Linked DNA regions of Homo sapiens: region 1 is linked to region 2. Evidence: read pairs that join two places in POLR2A ChIA-PET (ENCODE). Cell type or tissue: MCF 10A. All regions are shown on one strand. Each heading gives the region's core, and the rest is flanking DNA. Links, peaks and the distances in the headings are about the cores only. Region 1 overlaps CASK (calcium/calmodulin dependent serine protein kinase). Region 2 overlaps LOC124905181 (a long non-coding RNA gene).

Region 1 (8,346 bases), core at 203-8,202, 900 kb before region 2:
CAATATCGTGAAAATGGCCATACTGCCCAAGGTAATTTATAGATTCAATGCCATCCCCATCAAGCTACCAATGACTTTCTTCACAGAATTAGAAAAAACTACTTTAAAGTTCATATGGAACCAAAAAAGAGCCCGCATTGCCAAGTCAATCCTAAGCCAAAAGAACAAAGCTGGAGGCATCACGCTACCCAACTTCAAACTATACTACAAGGCTACAGTAACCAAAACAGCATGGTACTGGTACCAAAACAGAGATATAGATCAATGGAACAGAACAGAGCCCTCAGAAATAATGCCGCATATCTACAACTATCTGATCTTTGACAAACCTGAGAAAAACAAGCAATGGGGAAAGGATTCCCTATTTAATAAATGGTGCTGGGAAAACTGGCTAGCCATATATAGAAAGCTGAAACTGGATCCCTTCCTTACACCTTACACAAAAATTAATTCAAGATGGGTTAAAGACTTAAACATTAGACTTAAAACCATAAAAACCCTAGAAGAAAACCTAGGCATTACCATTCAGGACAAGGCATGGGCAAGGACTTCATGTCTAAAACACCAAAAGCAATGGCAACCAAAGCCAAAATTGACAAATGGGATCTAATTAAACTAAAGAGCTTCTGCACAGCAAAAGAAACTACCATCAGAGTGAACAGGCAACCTACAACATGGGAGAAAATTTTCGCAACCTACTCATCTGACAAAGGGCTAATATCCAGAATCTACAATGAACTCAAACAAATTTACAAGAAAAAAACAAACAACCCCATCAAAAAGTGGGCAAAGGACATGAACAGACACTTCTCAAAAGAAGACATTTATGCAGCCAAAAGACACATTAAAAACTGCTCACCATCACTGGCCATCCGAGAAATGCAAATCAAAACCACAATGAGATACCATCCCACACCAGTTAGAATGGCAATCATTAAAAAGTCAGGAAACAACAGGTGCTGGAGAGGATGTGGAGAAATAGGAACACTTTTACACTGTTGGTAGGACTGTAAACTAGTTCAACCATTGTGGAAGTCAGTGTGGTGATTCCTCAGGGATCTAGAACTAGAAATACCATTTGACCCAGCCATCCCATTACTGGGTATATACCCAAAGGACTATAAATCATGCTGCTATAAAGACACATGCACACGTATGTTTACTGCGGCACTATTCCCAATAGCAAAGACTCGGAACCAACCCAAATGTCCAACAATGATAGACTGGATTAAGAAAATGTGGCACATATACACCATGGAATACTATGCAGCCATAAAAAATGATGAGTTCATGTCCTTTGTAGGGATATGGATGAAACTGGAAATCATCATTCTCAGTAAACTATCGCAAGGATAAAAAACCAAACACCGCATGTTCTCACTCACAGGTGGGAATTGAGCAATGAGAACACATGGACACAGGAAGGGGAACATCACACTCTGGGGACTGTTGTGGGGTGGGGGGAGGGGGGAGGGATAGCACTGGGAGATACACCTAATGCTAGATGACAAGTTAGTGGGTGCAGCGCACCAGCATGGCACACGTATACATATGTAACTAACCTGCACATTGTGCACATGTACCCTAAAACTTAAGGTATAATAATAATAAATAAAATTAAAATAAAAACAAAACAACAAAAAAGTATAGTATATACATAAACCAGTAACAGAGTTATTTATTATCATTATCAAGTATTGTGTGCTGTATATAATTGTATGTGTTATACTTTTATATGACTGCTAGCACAGGCTTGTTTATAGCAGCATCACCACAAACGTGAGTGATGTGTTGAGCTATTATGTTATGACAGCTATGATACCACTAGTCGATAGGAATTTTTCAGCTCCATTATACTCTTATGAGAGCACCCATGTATATGCAGTCTGTTGTTGACTGAAATATCATTATAGGATGCATGACTGCATATGCAGAAAAAAGACATTTGATAAAATTCATGATCCATTCATGCTTAGCAAACTCTAAGATCAGAAATAAGCAGAGATAACTGCCATCACCACTGCCCTGAATGTTTTATCCATTGTAATAAAGGCAAGAAAAGATGTAAAAAAGTTGGAAAGGGCAAATCAAATCCTCCTTATACACAGATGATATGATTATGTATGGAGAAAATCCAAATGATTCTACAGATTAATTGTTGGAATTAATGAAGCCTGATGAATAGGAACACAAAGTTAGTACAAGGAAAGGGAAAGAGAAGGGAGAATGAGAGAAACTGACTTACCCTAAAAACAAAATACCTAAGAATAAATCTGACAATACATAAATCTAATACAGATGTACACAACCTCTACAGAGGAACATATAAAACTTTATTGCAAGAAATCAAAGAGCTAAATAAATGGGAAGATAGACACTATGTTCACGAATTGGATGATTCAACACTGTAAACATGTCAATTATTCTCAAATTGCTATCAAGATTTGATATAGTAATTCAAGACAAAAATCTCAATAGTTTTTTTGTTTTGGTGGAAATTGACAACCTCATTCTAAAATGTATATGAGAAATGCAGACAAGTACATCCCTTAAAACATGGCTGAAGAACAACGTGGAAGGATCTGCTCTACAAAATAGTGAAATCTGGGAATCACCCAAATACTCATTAGCATTAAAATGAATAAATAGTGCGAGTTTGTTCACTGCAATACTACATAGCAATAAAATAAAGGAACAGCTGCACAAAGCAACCAGATGAATCTCAGAGACCAAAAATAGAGTATATACTGTAGGATTCCATTCAAATAAAGATTTTAGGCCAGGCGTGGTGGCTCATGCCCGTAATCCCAGCACTTTAGGAGGCAGAGGCAGGCGGATCACTTGAGGTCAGGAGTTTGAGACCAGCCTAGCCAACATGGTGAAACCCTGTCTCTACTAAAAATACAAAAATCAGCCGGGCGTGGTGGTGCATGCCTGTAGTCCCAGCTACTCGGGAGGCTGAGGCACGAGAATTGCTTGAATCCAGGGGGCGGAGGTTGCAGTGAGCTGATACAGCATTGCACTCCAGCCTGGGCGACAGAGCGAGACATCGTCTCAAAAAAAAAAAAAAAAAATAGATTTTAGCAGACGACAGTGAACTTTATTATTTGAGAATTCTGAGAATTCCTATTTTGATGCTAGGGATATAAAAAGCACAGAAGTGAAGTCCAGATTAGTTATTTCTGAGAGAAGAAGGGGATTATCATGAGAAAGGGGAATTCAGGGGCTGTTGAGGTACTGGCAGTTTTAAAATTTCTTGACTTGGGTTATAGTTACATGGTTGTTCACTTCTACAATAATTCTTTAAGTTGTATATTTATGTGAATGTATTTTTCAAAATGTGAGGCATTGTACTGAGAAAAAGGTTAAATCTAAGTATGATGTATGTATTTGTATGTATTCATATACTCTTTTACCCAGTTATTCTACTTTCAGAAATGTATTCTGAGGAAACAAAGCAATCAAGGGGCGTGAACAAGTAATTATGTACAAGATATTAATTATAAATTATTTCTAATAGGGAAAAACAATGTTAATGTTGAACTATAGGGAATTTATTAAACATGGCACATGCACACATTTAGATGTCTTAATGAAGTCATTAAAATATTGTATCCAAAAAATATTTAATGGTATAGCAAAATGCTTCCAATAGAAGGAAATGGTCCAAAATGTTTGTGAATGACATTTATTTCTGTTACAATTTTTATAACAAAATTAAGACATTATTTTTTGTCAAAATTTTCTGTAATTTCTAAATTTTTACAAGTTATGTATATGGCAAAGGTTGTACACTAAGAATTTTTTTTTTTTTCAAGACTGAGTCTCGCTCTTGTTGCCCAGGCTGGAGTGCAGTGGTGTGATCTCGGCTCACTGCAACCTCTGCCTCCCAGGTTCAAGTGATTCTCCTGCCTCAGCCTCCCGAGTAGCTAGGATTACAGGCGCCCGCCACCACGCCTGGCTAATTTTTGTATTTTTAGTAGTGATAGGGTTTCACCATGTTGGCCAGGTTAGTCTCAAACTTCTGACCTCAAGTGATCCGCCCGCCTTGGCCTCCCAAAGTGCTGGGATTACAGGTGTGAGCCACCGTGCCTGGCCAATAACTTTTATTTTTAAATGAACAAACTATACTTCTTTTAAATAACAGAAAATTAACTGAATTTTCTTCAGATTTTATATGTACACAAATTTATTCAAAATTATTTTAGTGGCTTGAAGATTAGTTGTCATAGACGAAAAGTTATCGGAGTGACAATTTCAAATGTATTTCTAAGACAGTAGCATCTGAATAGTTTATTTTCTCATATAGCATTCAAAGTTTAAAATCTGTTCTATACTGTAACATCCCAATCCAGGATTTGTTTTATACAAAAATCTGACCACCTAAATGTTTTTTAACAGATATAAAAATGATACTGTATTTACAGTTAAAAAGAAAAAAAAAAAAACCCCAAACTCCAAACCCTGTCATTATCTTTACAGTCAATTATATTTTGTTTGCAGATCCAGGAGTTTATATCAACTCTTTTAAAACCCTTCTTCTATTTATCTCTATTTTAGTTTGTGCAGAAGAGTTAATATAGCAGGCCTAAACTACTATCTCATAAAAGGCTTGAAAGGCCTACTAAGGTTGGCCCTTGAGAGGTTTATCTGGGAACTTGGATTTCAGGACGGTCCTCTACATTCCTGACTGAAAAGACTGACTCACTGTGTCTAAACTGTTTGTGCTAACAATGTGATTTAGGCTGAACACCTGCTTTCTTTCTGGGAGTCTGGAATTTGGTTAAGTGCCAAGTGGAAGATGCCTATGTGACCAGCCCCCAATAAAAACCCAGGGCAGAGTCTCTAATAAGCTTCCCTGGTTGGCACCATTTCACATGTGTTGTCACAACTCATTGCTGGGGAGACCCTTGAAAGCTTGTGCCTGGTTTCCCCTGGACTTCAGCTAATGTATCTTTTCCTTTTGCTGATTTCTCTTTATATCCTTTAGCTATAATAAATCATAGCTGTGAATATGACTATATGCTGAGTCCTTTGAGTTTTCTTAGTGAATCATCAAGCCTGGGGGTGGTCTTGGGGATCCCTGACACACAGTTTGCAAAACTAAAATCAACTAAACATTTTGATACTGTGAGTCAAAAGAGATGTTTACTTTGCTGAAAGAACAAATAGCAATTTATATCATCACACATAAAAAGAAAAAATCAAAATAGATTATATAAGACTAGCTATGAAAATATGAGCAAATCTTCAAATAGATTAAAATGCTACAGTACAGATATTTATTGCTTGGTATGAGACAAACATATTTTCCCTTAAGCAGCAAGTTTGCTGGTAAGTAGTAATCAGTTCCACTCTATCAGTATAAATAAATTTCACAAACACTCCCTTCCCCAGGCATAAATACTAGACCAAAAAAAAATAATAATAAAAAAAGAGCTTTCAGTTTATCGCCTTTGTGAGCTACAAAAACACAAACTGCTAATATTATTTTAAAATATACAAAAAAATTAAAGATATAAAAGGTAAAAATATTAAAGATAAAAAATTTAAAAGATACAAAAAAATTATTTTAAAAGATACACATCATGTCGGATGTGTTTTAAATCAATATTTAATTATTGTAAAAGTCTCCCCGTGGTATATGTAATCGCTCTGTAATAAGGTAATTAAAATTCCTTGGCCAGCCAATTTAGGATTTACAGCTTAACTCAAGTACCAGATACTACTAAAGACAAGCCCAAATGTGTCACTTAGAAATAAATATTTAACTTGTGGGGATAACCCAACTCAGCCTGTCTTCAAAACTGAACCTGTATTTAAAATATGTTTCAGCAAATTGCTACAGACAGGTTCAAATTTAAGTGTAATCCCAAAGTAATGGATGTGCAAATATATGCAGATGTCTACAAAACTACTGTGTGTGTTGGGACAATGATGATATAGCCTTTATGTTGTATTACCCCCATTTTAAAGGTCAATCATCTCTTGACCTGCCCGGTCAGAACTCACATCTGCAAAAGTGAATGTCTAGAGGTGGGACCTGGGTACCTGCTTGTTTAACAAGTTTTATACCGGATTTTCTAACCTAAAATTTGAAATTTACTAATCTAATCTTTTCCATATCTAAAATTCTGGTTTTGTGAGTCTCTGTTTTTAAGCATGCTTTAAACTTATAAACCATTTGTGATTAAGTAGATATCAACTATTATTATTATTATTATTTTATTTTTAGAGACAGAGTCTTGCTCTGTAACCCAGGCTGGAGTGCAGTGGTGCTATCTTGGCTCACTGCAACCTCTGCTTTCTGGGTTCAAGTGATTCTCCTGCCTCAGCCTCCCGAGTAGCTGGGATTACAGGTGTGTGCCACCACACCCGGCTAATTTTTGTATTTTTAGTAGAGACGGGGTTTTGCCATGTTGGCCAGGCTGGTCTCAAACTCCTGACCTCAAGTGATCCACCTACCTTAGCCTCCCAAACTGCTGGGATTACAGGTGTAAGCCACCAAGTCCGGCTTATTATTTTTGAGACAGGGTCTCACTTTGTTGCCCACACTGGAGTACAGTGGCATGATCTTGGTTCACTGCAATTTCTGCCTCTGTGGCTCAAGTAATTCTCCCACCTCAGCCTCCCAAGTAGCTGGGACTACAGGTGTGTGCCACCATGCTTGGCTAATTTTTAAAATTTTTTCGTAGAGATGAGGTCTCACTCTATTGCCCAGGCTGGTCTCAAACCCCTAGGTGATCCTCCTGCCTTGGCCTCCCAAACTGCTGGGATTATAGGCGTAAGCCACTGAGCCCAGCCATCAACTAGTTCTAAGGATTTTCTAACATGATAAACAACATTCTCGGGCCATATAATTTCATGACTTCAGTTTAGGAAGAAAAAAAGGAGTGTTGGTTATACATAGTCTGTGGCAAAGACAGATATGGACACCATATTAAGAAACTCACTCATGATCCAAATATGCTGTTTTGTCTAGCCTTTTCTCCACCAAAATGATAAATGCTGCTTCTAAGTAGCCAACAAACAACAAAACTAACTGACCTAATTTTATTTTATTTTTTTGCCTTTCATTGTCTACACTGTATGGGTGTCATGTTACAAAAACTGTAAAAAGGATCCAGATAACCCATAACCTGAGCAATGAGCCCCTAAATACCAGGGGTAATTACATCTGTTGCCAGAAACATGAGGGCAATTCTGGAGTAGCTTAGTCTACGTAGCAGCTATAGAAGCAATCTCTCACCTAGCCAGTAGGTGGAACTATACACAAGTGCATTGGCTTTGTTTTTTGCTCCACATGACTTTAAATCTTAGAGTAATCGATATTTTTGGTTTGTTTGAAACCCAGGAGATAAGGAGGATGCAAAAAACTGTGCAAGGCCAATTGTTGAGGTGAATTTACAAAACAATGATACAAAAGAACAATTTTCTATTTCTAGTTTGCTTCTGGCCCTTTTGAGAAATAACTAAGTTATTTTAACTGAATTTATAATCTACTTTCAGGTCCCTAGAGCTAATAAAACAATTCTAAATTCAGAAATCTGTCAGTTAAAATTCATGTTCAATCAGGGAAAACTGAGTATCAACTGATCATGACATGATATTAAGGAATTATTGTTGATTTTGTTAGGTATAATAATAATATGATCATTTAAAAAATCCTTATCTGTTAGAAATACAAACAAGAGTATTTATAGGTGAAATTATAGTGCTTTAGAAATCTCCAGGGGAGAAAAAGACATCAGGAGGAACAGAATAGGAATGGCAAAATGTTTTGATAACTATTGAAGCTTGGTGACCAGTATGCTGGGGTTTATTATACTATTCTCTCTTTTCATTTGAAATTTTCCACAATTACACTGTTAAAAAAGAAAACAAAACAAAAGAAAACATAAGGCCATGTTCTAGTGATTTGGGTTAACACTGGGATCAGGTCACTGGAAAATATCCAATTTAACCAGGTCTCATCTCGATATACAGCCAACCATGAATTATTTCCATCACAACATACAAAATTAGTTACATAAAATCCCACACAGACTACTTCAACAATGAGGGACTAAAACTATCCTGTTAAAGCCACTGGAAATAATACTTTATAGTTAAAAAGCACTTCACCACTTACAAAGGGAAGTCACATACAGTTTCTCATCTAGTTCTCATAATCTTAGGAAGATTCTGAAGGTAAGCAAACTGAGGCTCAGGGAACTTATAAAACTTGGCCAACCTCACATAATTAGTAAAAGTGACAGAGCTGGGATGTTAACCCAGGTTTTATGAAACCAAAGATCCTTTTTTCTCTACTACACTGTCACTAAGTCCCCTTTGATACAATTAGCA
Region 2 (8,346 bases), core at 82-8,081:
ATTTATTTCTCTCAACAGTTGCATGAGGTAGGTGGGTGCTCTTATCATTCCCATTTTACATATGCAGAAACTGAGATTCGTTTTGGACAAGGTTACATTTGTGGTACCTTTGGTAGATTTCATGCTGAATCTCAGGTCTGATGAAACCCACAGCTCACTCCTTTAATCTTTTCTGTATATGGCCTCTCAAAGATTACCTAGCTATTTTAAAGGATTTACAGAAGTTAACTCTAATTCACTGGATAACTCTTTTTCTTTCATTGGTTATGAACAACTTAGCGACCTCTAGGACTATTTAGTCAGAAACCCTTGCTGCCCACATGATCTGCAAGGCCTATACTGCCTTAGGCTGATTGTGGAGGAGTCCTGGAAGACAGTGGAAGTCAATTCAATGTAAGGATGTTAACACTGGGGCTGTAGCTGTGTGCAGGATTCTGTGGTTCGATTTTGTAGCATTCTGGTAAAAGGACTATTTGACAAGCTTCCATGATTTTAAGTAAGAAGAAAAATGTGTGTGTGCGTTGTGAGGGAGTGAGGGTGGGTGGGTGAGTGTGTGTAAATGTGGCAGCAGGAAGGGTGGAAGGGGAATGAAAATGAAAAATAAATTAATATTTATGGAGCATCAATTATGTACTAGAAAATCTGCTTTGCTAAACTATAACATTTTGTTTCATCCTTGCTAGGCCTGCTTTTTTAATTAAAATTTTTATTGAGATAATTGTAGAGTCACATGCACTTGTAAGAAATAATAGAGAGACCCTGTATATTTATTTTGTGTTTGTGTGTGTGTATATATGCATGTGTTTGTGTTTAGTTCTATACAATTTTATTATACATGTAGGTTTATATCCACAACCACTGTTAAGACCCAGAAGAAATAGTTTCATCAAGGCAAGGACACCTTATGTTCTCCTTTTATAACATGCTTACCTCCTTTCCTGTCGCAAACCCCAGCAACCATTAATCTGTCCTCCATTTCTAAAATTTTATCATTTCAAAAATGTTTTATAACTGGAATCATACAGCATATAATATTTTGGAATTGACTTTTCTCGCTCAGAATAGGTCCCTGAAGAGTCATCCAAATTGCCGCATGTATCAATAATTCATTCTTTTTGTCAATAAGCAGTATTCCATGTATATACGTATCCCAGTTGGTTTAACCATTCTCTTTTTGATAGCTATCTAGGATGATTCCAGTCTGTGCCTATTACTATTAAAGCTGCTATTGACATTCATGCACAGGATTTTGTGTGGATATAAGTTTTCATTTCTCTGGAACAAATGCCTGAGAGTATAATTGCAGGATCCCTCTAGGTGAAGGAAGAGAGTTTGGGGCCCAGAGCGACAAAGAAACTTCTTGTATGGGGCCAATTGCTAGAGTTCCCTATTGCTGGTTCTTTTCACCCACTTCAGCATCTCTCGGTGGGGTGAGGGAGTCTAAGGCATGACTGAAATGGAGAGCACTTCTCCTGGCTGCTTATTGTTGGTAGGGCTCCTTGTTGATCTCCCTTGCGGGAGTTGCCAGGTCAGGGGTAGGGAAACTCCAAGTCTGAGTTGCCTTCTCTTCCATTGAGTGGGGGCACATGAGACACTGTGCTTCTGGGTTGTCCCTCCAGTGTTGTAGTCTCAGAGGGGTTCATCTTCGCATCACCTTTCAGATATCTCCTTTAGTTGTCTCTTTTATAATTTCAGGGGCTTAATGAGGAGAAGCAAGGCAAAAGGGGTCTATGGAGTCTTGCCTAGACAGGAAGTCTAAGTCTAAGTAAAGAGATAGGAAATTCAGGACAGAAAAAGTCTGAGCAATTGGCAATGGGTGTGTTCACTGTCCTTTATTGTCTAGTCAGAACAATGTTATAGAGCAGTGACCCTTACTGGTTTTAGCCTTTTGCATGTGACAGTTTTCCTAGTTTTCATATATCTAGATCACCATTCTCACACCTTTGATTATGGGGTGGACGTGGAGTGGGTAGGCAGACAATAGAAGGTTAATCTTCACACTGGGCATCTGTTTCAAAGCCAAGATTCATGCCCCTTTTATAATTTCTTTGAGAACAGAAATGATTGGGTATGATAAGACCCAACCATAACTCTATGGCCTTATTGAGGTGGATCAGTGGGCAGGTCATCCTTCCCTGTTCTTTAGAACCAACACTGAACATCAAGCTGGCACAAGCTTTGGACAAAAAAACCTGTCAGAGGCGTTGCAAGCATTACATGTTCCATTTGTTGCGAGAGCATGAAAGTTTACCTTTCTGAGAAAGGAGCACTCAGAATTTTGTTGGACTAATTTAATAAGTTACACAATTTTGTATGTCCGTCTTTTTCTTGAGAGACAGAAGACTAATAAATCTATGATAGAGGTCAGGGCACTTTCAGGTTCTATAGTAGAATTCGTGTAAGAATCTTGGGAACAATGATCGTAAGAGTATTATAAGGTAAGTATTATTTTCTCTATTTTACAGATGATGGAGCTCTATCTCAGCAAACATAAGTGATTTAACCTCTGGTTAATAAGGGACAAGAGAATCCACCTACTTTGAATCCTAGTGATGATTCAAAAGCCCATGCTGTTCCTTCAATTTAGTTAAACTTTTATTCAGTGTAATGTCTTGTGTTAAGATCCGAGGAAAAAATAAGGAGTCAGACATGGTCGCTACTTTCCAGGGAATCACAATCTAGTGGGTACCACGGACTCTTTGCTTTAACTTTATTCACACCCCATCCCCAGCCTTTCTTGTTTTGTCCATCCAATAGTAATTAAAGCTAACCCCTTTACCTATCATATGCTGGCCTTAGCTAAGAAATGTCCCATTGTAAATTTTCAAATTCTGTGATTTTTTTTCTGTTTCTTTCTTCAATTTTCCTTTAGGTGAAAGTTACATTGATACAGACACAAGCGAAAAATTTGATGGCCAATAGGGGACATGATCCATTTTCCAGTGTAAGGAATCTATTACTATCTTTTATATCTGATGTCTTAAAAACGATAGCAATGATTGTGTTTCCGTTAAAAAAATCGTTTTTACATGATTTCCTTAATAAGTGACATAAATAGCGCTTATTTAAATGGGAGCTTAATGGGAAGCTTTCATAACAGATTAAATATTTCAATGTTCAAAAATGTAAATTTTATCCATAATAAGAAAAAAGTATTTCTTACTTTTTGCATCATCACTCTCTTACCCTGCTATGGTAAATATTTTGTCTCTTTTAACTTCATTTAGATGTGGCAGCAGGGAGAGAAGGAAGACTCCAACTATAAAACTTTTATAGTCAAGGACATCTAGTTAGAATCTTAGCTCTGCCATTCACTTGCTATATGACCTTAGGCAAGTGACATAGCCTTGCCGAACATTAGTGTCTTTATTAAGAAAAGGCATGGGAGAAAATCAAGGTGTCAGCAGGACTCCCTCTGGAGGCTCTAGGGGAGAATTCATTCCTTTCCTCTTCTAGCTTCTGGTGGCTGCCAGCATTCCTTGGTGTTCTTTGGCTGGTGGCCACATCATTCTAATCTCTGCCTCTGTCATCACATTGCCTTCTTTTGTAATCTCCTTCTGCGGGTCTCTTATAAAGACATTAACACGGGCCGGGCATGGTGGCTCACGCCTGTAATCCCAGCACTTTCGGAGGCTGAGGCAGGCAAATCACCTGAGGTCGGGTGTTCGAGACCAGCCTGACCAACATGGAGAAACCCCATCTCTACTAAAAGTACAAAATTATCTGGGCGTGGTGGTGCATGCCTGTAATCCCAGATACTTGGGAGGCTGAGGCAGGAGAATTGCTTGAACCCGGGAGGTGGAAGTTGTGGTGAGCCGAGATCACGCCATTGCACTCCAGCCTGGGCAACAAAAGCGAAACTCCATCTCAAAAAAAAAAAAAAAAAGACACTAAAATTGTATTTATGGTTCACCTGGATAATCGAAGATAATCTCCTTATCTCAAAAGCCTTAACTACAACTTCAAGACCTTTTTGCTTATAAGGTAACATTTACCTGTTCCAGGGATTAAGACTTGATATCTTCAAGTGGCCATTATTCAGCCTACTACAGGATCCATTTAGGTAAAGCTTAGTGGGGTATGTCTATGTATTTTCACAGTCATTTTCTTGTGCAGTTGTTACTAGCCATCCTGATAGAATAATATAATCCTACTTCCCATGATGCTAATTTATCTCTCACTGTAACATGAAGGTTAAGGATCATATTGTGATATGAACTTGTCCTTTGGAACTTGGAAGCATGAGTATAAAGGTAGGTAGTGGAGGACAAGCAAATATAGGCAGCCAGAAACTGATCTGTGAAAAATAATTATAAATATCACAGTGTATCTATGAAAGAAATTCGATAGAGATTTTTGTAAATTTGGCAATCCTAATAATGCACCTGTCATTGTCAATAACAGGTTGTAAAGTGGAAAGAAACTTCCTAAACTATGGATTTTTAACAAATTTCCATCATTTGCGCTAGAAAAAAGGCTGAATTATCTTTCTGTTTTCCGTATAGAAAATATTATAAAAGATTAAGGAATATGCAGTCAAAATGTAGAAAATAATGTACAATACAGGTGTATCAGGCAGTTAATTCATCAAAAATATTAGTTAATTTTTAGAAATGTTCATGGTATCTGCCAGGTTTTAAAGATTTTGTAATTTGTTGTGTTTTCTCATTCTAAATAAAAATTAACTTTTGCAGTTGATTTTGTATGTATCTTCTAAAATGGCTCCCCAGAATTGTTCAAATTTTAGGTACAATAAAACCTAGAAGAGCTCAGGCCCTCTCCCGAATGCTCTGTGGTTCAGGCATGCTCTCTTGGGAGTGAGTGAAAGGACAGTTTCTCATATGCATAAAGGGGAGCTGCCTCAGGAGACAGAGCTCTTCAACAATGACAAGAAGTCAGTTTTATTTACAACTCGGCAAAGCTGGCAACACAGAGCAGTTGCTCTCCAGCTACTTGTCTGGGGTATCTTCCTGAACTTGGTGCTTCTCCCAAGTGTGGCCAAAAAACCAAATACTTATGGTGATTTGTTGAATGAGGGATGTGCAGTGCATTCATCCATTCTTTGCACATGCTCATCTCTTTCCCTGGACCAAGGTAGACCATCAGAGATGTGTGTGGATGTCCTTGGCAAATTGCTCTTCCTGGGTTATATTTATATGGTGGCACCAAGGGGAGTGTAAGAAACTTCCCTTTGAACCTGTTTCTGTATTTACTGTAGGGATGCTGTTGAGGAAGTTGTCCATTATATTCCTGTTTATGAGAATCCAGGGGAGACATTTCTCTCTGGCTCTTTTGAGTATCAAGTCTGATTTTTATTGTATGGATGTTGTAAGACATGTGCCTGGTTTTGTCTCTCACATCTCACATCTCTAGTGAAACAATGAGGACTTAGAACACGCATTTGGGGTATCAATATAACCCCTGGCTCTATCTCAACTACTTTTATTTTCTCCTTTACCCTGCTTTTCTTCTTTGCTTCTTATTAGTTTTTATCTTATATAATTAAATGTATTTATGTAAGCCACCCTAAAATCAGTATGCAACAATGTGGCCAGAAATAAATAATCATTTAAAAACCATGTTAAGTGATTAAAAAAACAATAAAACATCTAAAGCACATTTCCCCTCAAGGCATTATTAATTACCTGATATTTCTGCACAGGCCTTTTGCGAACAGGTCAGAACCATATTTAGTGAAAAAGGATCCAGGTTTTATTAATGAAACTTTAGATATTTTCAGCAGAAAAGAAAAAAATATTTTTTTCCCCATTCACTTTTTTCTTTTCCCCTTTGCATTATATTGTTCATTTAAGGGTACAGAGGTTCTCTGAAGCCCCCAGTTCTTTTTTATTTAAGTAGATTTAGTCAAATTACACATAACAAAGACGACAAAGGCCTTTCTAATCTTCAGTGCTTTCTGCTCCTGGGAAAACTCAGGCCTTGTGTTCTTGTTTCCCTTTCCTGAGTCAGCGCTTGGCTAGTCCAAGGCTATGGGGCTCCAGGTCAGACAGTTAGAAATAAGCATAGAGAGATAGAAAAAACAACAGCCCATAGTTTAAATTTGAAAAGGAGCCTTGCTCTTTAGGTGGCAGCATAACTTTGTTGTTAACACAATTCTGGAGAGAAGGACTAGGGCTATGGGATGTCAAGAACATGAAAAACATGGTGTTTCTTTAACCCCACTTAAATTAATTGTGATGCTAAACTACAGAGTGGGATAATACCCCTCTGGCTGAAGAGATACCGAAAATATATAGGTAAGATTATAAAGTACTAAGGTTATTTTATGTACCTGAGTCTGAATCCCTGTTTCTTATTCTCCAAGGAAAAGTTTTCTAGTCTTTTGCTGATAGTGACATAAGCTTTATAAGTCTTTTAATTCTGATAGTCTTATTTTTTTTTCCATGTTTGTTTTTAGCCCTGGTGAAAATAGTCTCTAGTTAATGGTTAATATAGTTTTTAGATTACTTCCAACTAAGATATAATTTGATTATTTTTTTCCTTTGTAGGACAGGAAAAGGTGCAGTAACCTTTCTTACCCATCATAAAAATCACAGCCAACACTCTTGTAACAAAAGATAGGTTAACAAGAGAAAAGCATAACAAATGTATTTAATCAAAATTTTACATAACAAGGAAGCCTTCAGAAATGAAGACACAAAGACTCAGGGAAAATTGTCTACTTTTATTCTTAGTTTTCATGAAGAATGGACAACCATGTAGAAATATGATTCCACACAAAAAATGTATGATCTAATGGCAATAGACGGAGTGGGAAACCCATTAAGTCCTGCTTGTTTGGCTTCTCCTTGACCTCTGTGTAGCATTCCTTTCTCCCAGGTATGGGGCAGGACCCCTCTGGAATAAGGATCTTATGACCTGCTATCAGACAAGGTAGGTCAGAGAATTTCTTTATGGCCAGCTCCTACTGTTGTGCCAGACCTACTGACTCCAATAGGGATAGCACCATGTCCTAGAAGCGGAAGAAGAGAGGAGACCCGGAACCAGCAGATGACACATAGGGTTTACTGAGGACTTACATATGGGGCAGTACAGTGGTGGTGGGCTGGACTGAAAACCTGCTACCACCCTCCACCTAACAACCTCCATATAACCCAAAACAAAGGACCTTAATCCCCTATATGGCCTGCATTCCAAGGCATGGGCCAGGGGGTCATATGTCCTTCATAGACAAGGAGCGAATCTCTAGGTTTGCCACTCCTGGATTTCTTAGCTCAGAACTCCAAACACACATTCTTCTTAGACTTGAGGGTCTTTCTCAGGGTATGCTTAAGTTATTGCTGTCAGATGCATCTGCTATACACCTACACAGAAAGGTGGGGGATAGAGTGGCTTTGCTTCTGAGGCATTCCAATCTCCTTTAGTTCAAAGTACTCAGCACACTAAAGTGCCATAATTTGGCATGTCATTTTCTGAGCCCTGACACCTTCATTACTGTTATTGCCAAAATTTCTTGCCTCATCAACATGGCCAATTTTTAATTACATAGCTACATTAGATTCACCTTGTAATTTATTTTTGACCTGGTGGCCATCTGATTTAGAGTTTAGGTAGTAATATTTTATTTCAGGATTTATGAATCAGTTTTCTATTTGTCATCTCCCTGACTGTCGAAGTTCTTATGACCTTGACATGGCATTATTTTATGTACTTCCCCAGGCTGAAACTCCATCTTATACACCATTCTCCACTTTATGATTTCCTGTCTGTTTCTATATCCTGTCTACTGGCCATTCACAGGAACACTTCAAATCAATGTTCGCTTTGTGGACCTATGCAAATTACCATCCCATTTTCTTGACAATCTCTGCTCATGCAGCACCCATTCATGATGGTTTCTTGTCTGCCTTTTCCTGGGCTGCCTTAGAGCTTTTCCAAGTTCACATCCTATATTAAATAAAAGGAATATAAAATTAAAATCCCAATACAAATCATCCAAACTAAACATCTACCAATGAACTTGCAGGACTGTTTTACTTAGAGTATCATTTCTGCTTCAGGATCGCTCCATCTTTGATTCATTAAATGTGTTTAAGCAATAATTGCTACATTAGAATCTTTTCCTTTTGGTTGCTCTGTTGTAAGGCTCTAGAAGTTATGTACACTATGTGTAAATCATGCTGCACATGCATTCTCTTTCTTTACCCCAATCCCCATAATCTCAGTGTACCACATTAACAAAAGCATCCTAAAAAGGAATCCAAGAAAAATGTTACACATCATTTGATCAGTAAAGACCGTATTATACAGTCAAAGGGACATTAAAACAAACAACAGCAATGCTTAACATGCTGAGCACTTACAAGGTGCTAGGCATGTACAAAG

Evidence for each region. Peaks named below come from ENCODE experiments on the same cell type or tissue, not always from the same donor. Only the 100,000 strongest peaks of a DNase experiment are listed, where the experiment ranks them.
Region 1: POLR2A ChIA-PET joins it to region 2 with 5 read pairs; 1 of 35 experiments calls an interaction of 5 or more read pairs at or near these places.

What each region holds. Positions count from the first base shown.
Region 1 is chrX:41,774,433-41,782,778 of GRCh38, forward strand. The region is part of intron 3 of CASK (calcium/calmodulin dependent serine protein kinase); the gene reads right to left. Among named protein-coding and RNA genes, the nearest start is that of GPR82, 54 kb to the left of the region's middle. In MCF 10A, for the core only: a CTCF peak has its summit at 7,259 (motif pointing right); a DNase peak (open chromatin) is centred at 4,779.
Region 2 is chrX:42,674,884-42,683,229 of GRCh38, forward strand. It overlaps LOC124905181 (a long non-coding RNA gene), which reads right to left. Exons shown (of 2, transcript XR_007068221.1): 2 at 6,666-7,908. Among named protein-coding and RNA genes, the nearest start is that of PPP1R2C, 99 kb to the right of the region's middle. In MCF 10A, for the core only: a CTCF peak has its summit at 3,434 (motif pointing left); a DNase peak (open chromatin) is centred at 3,468.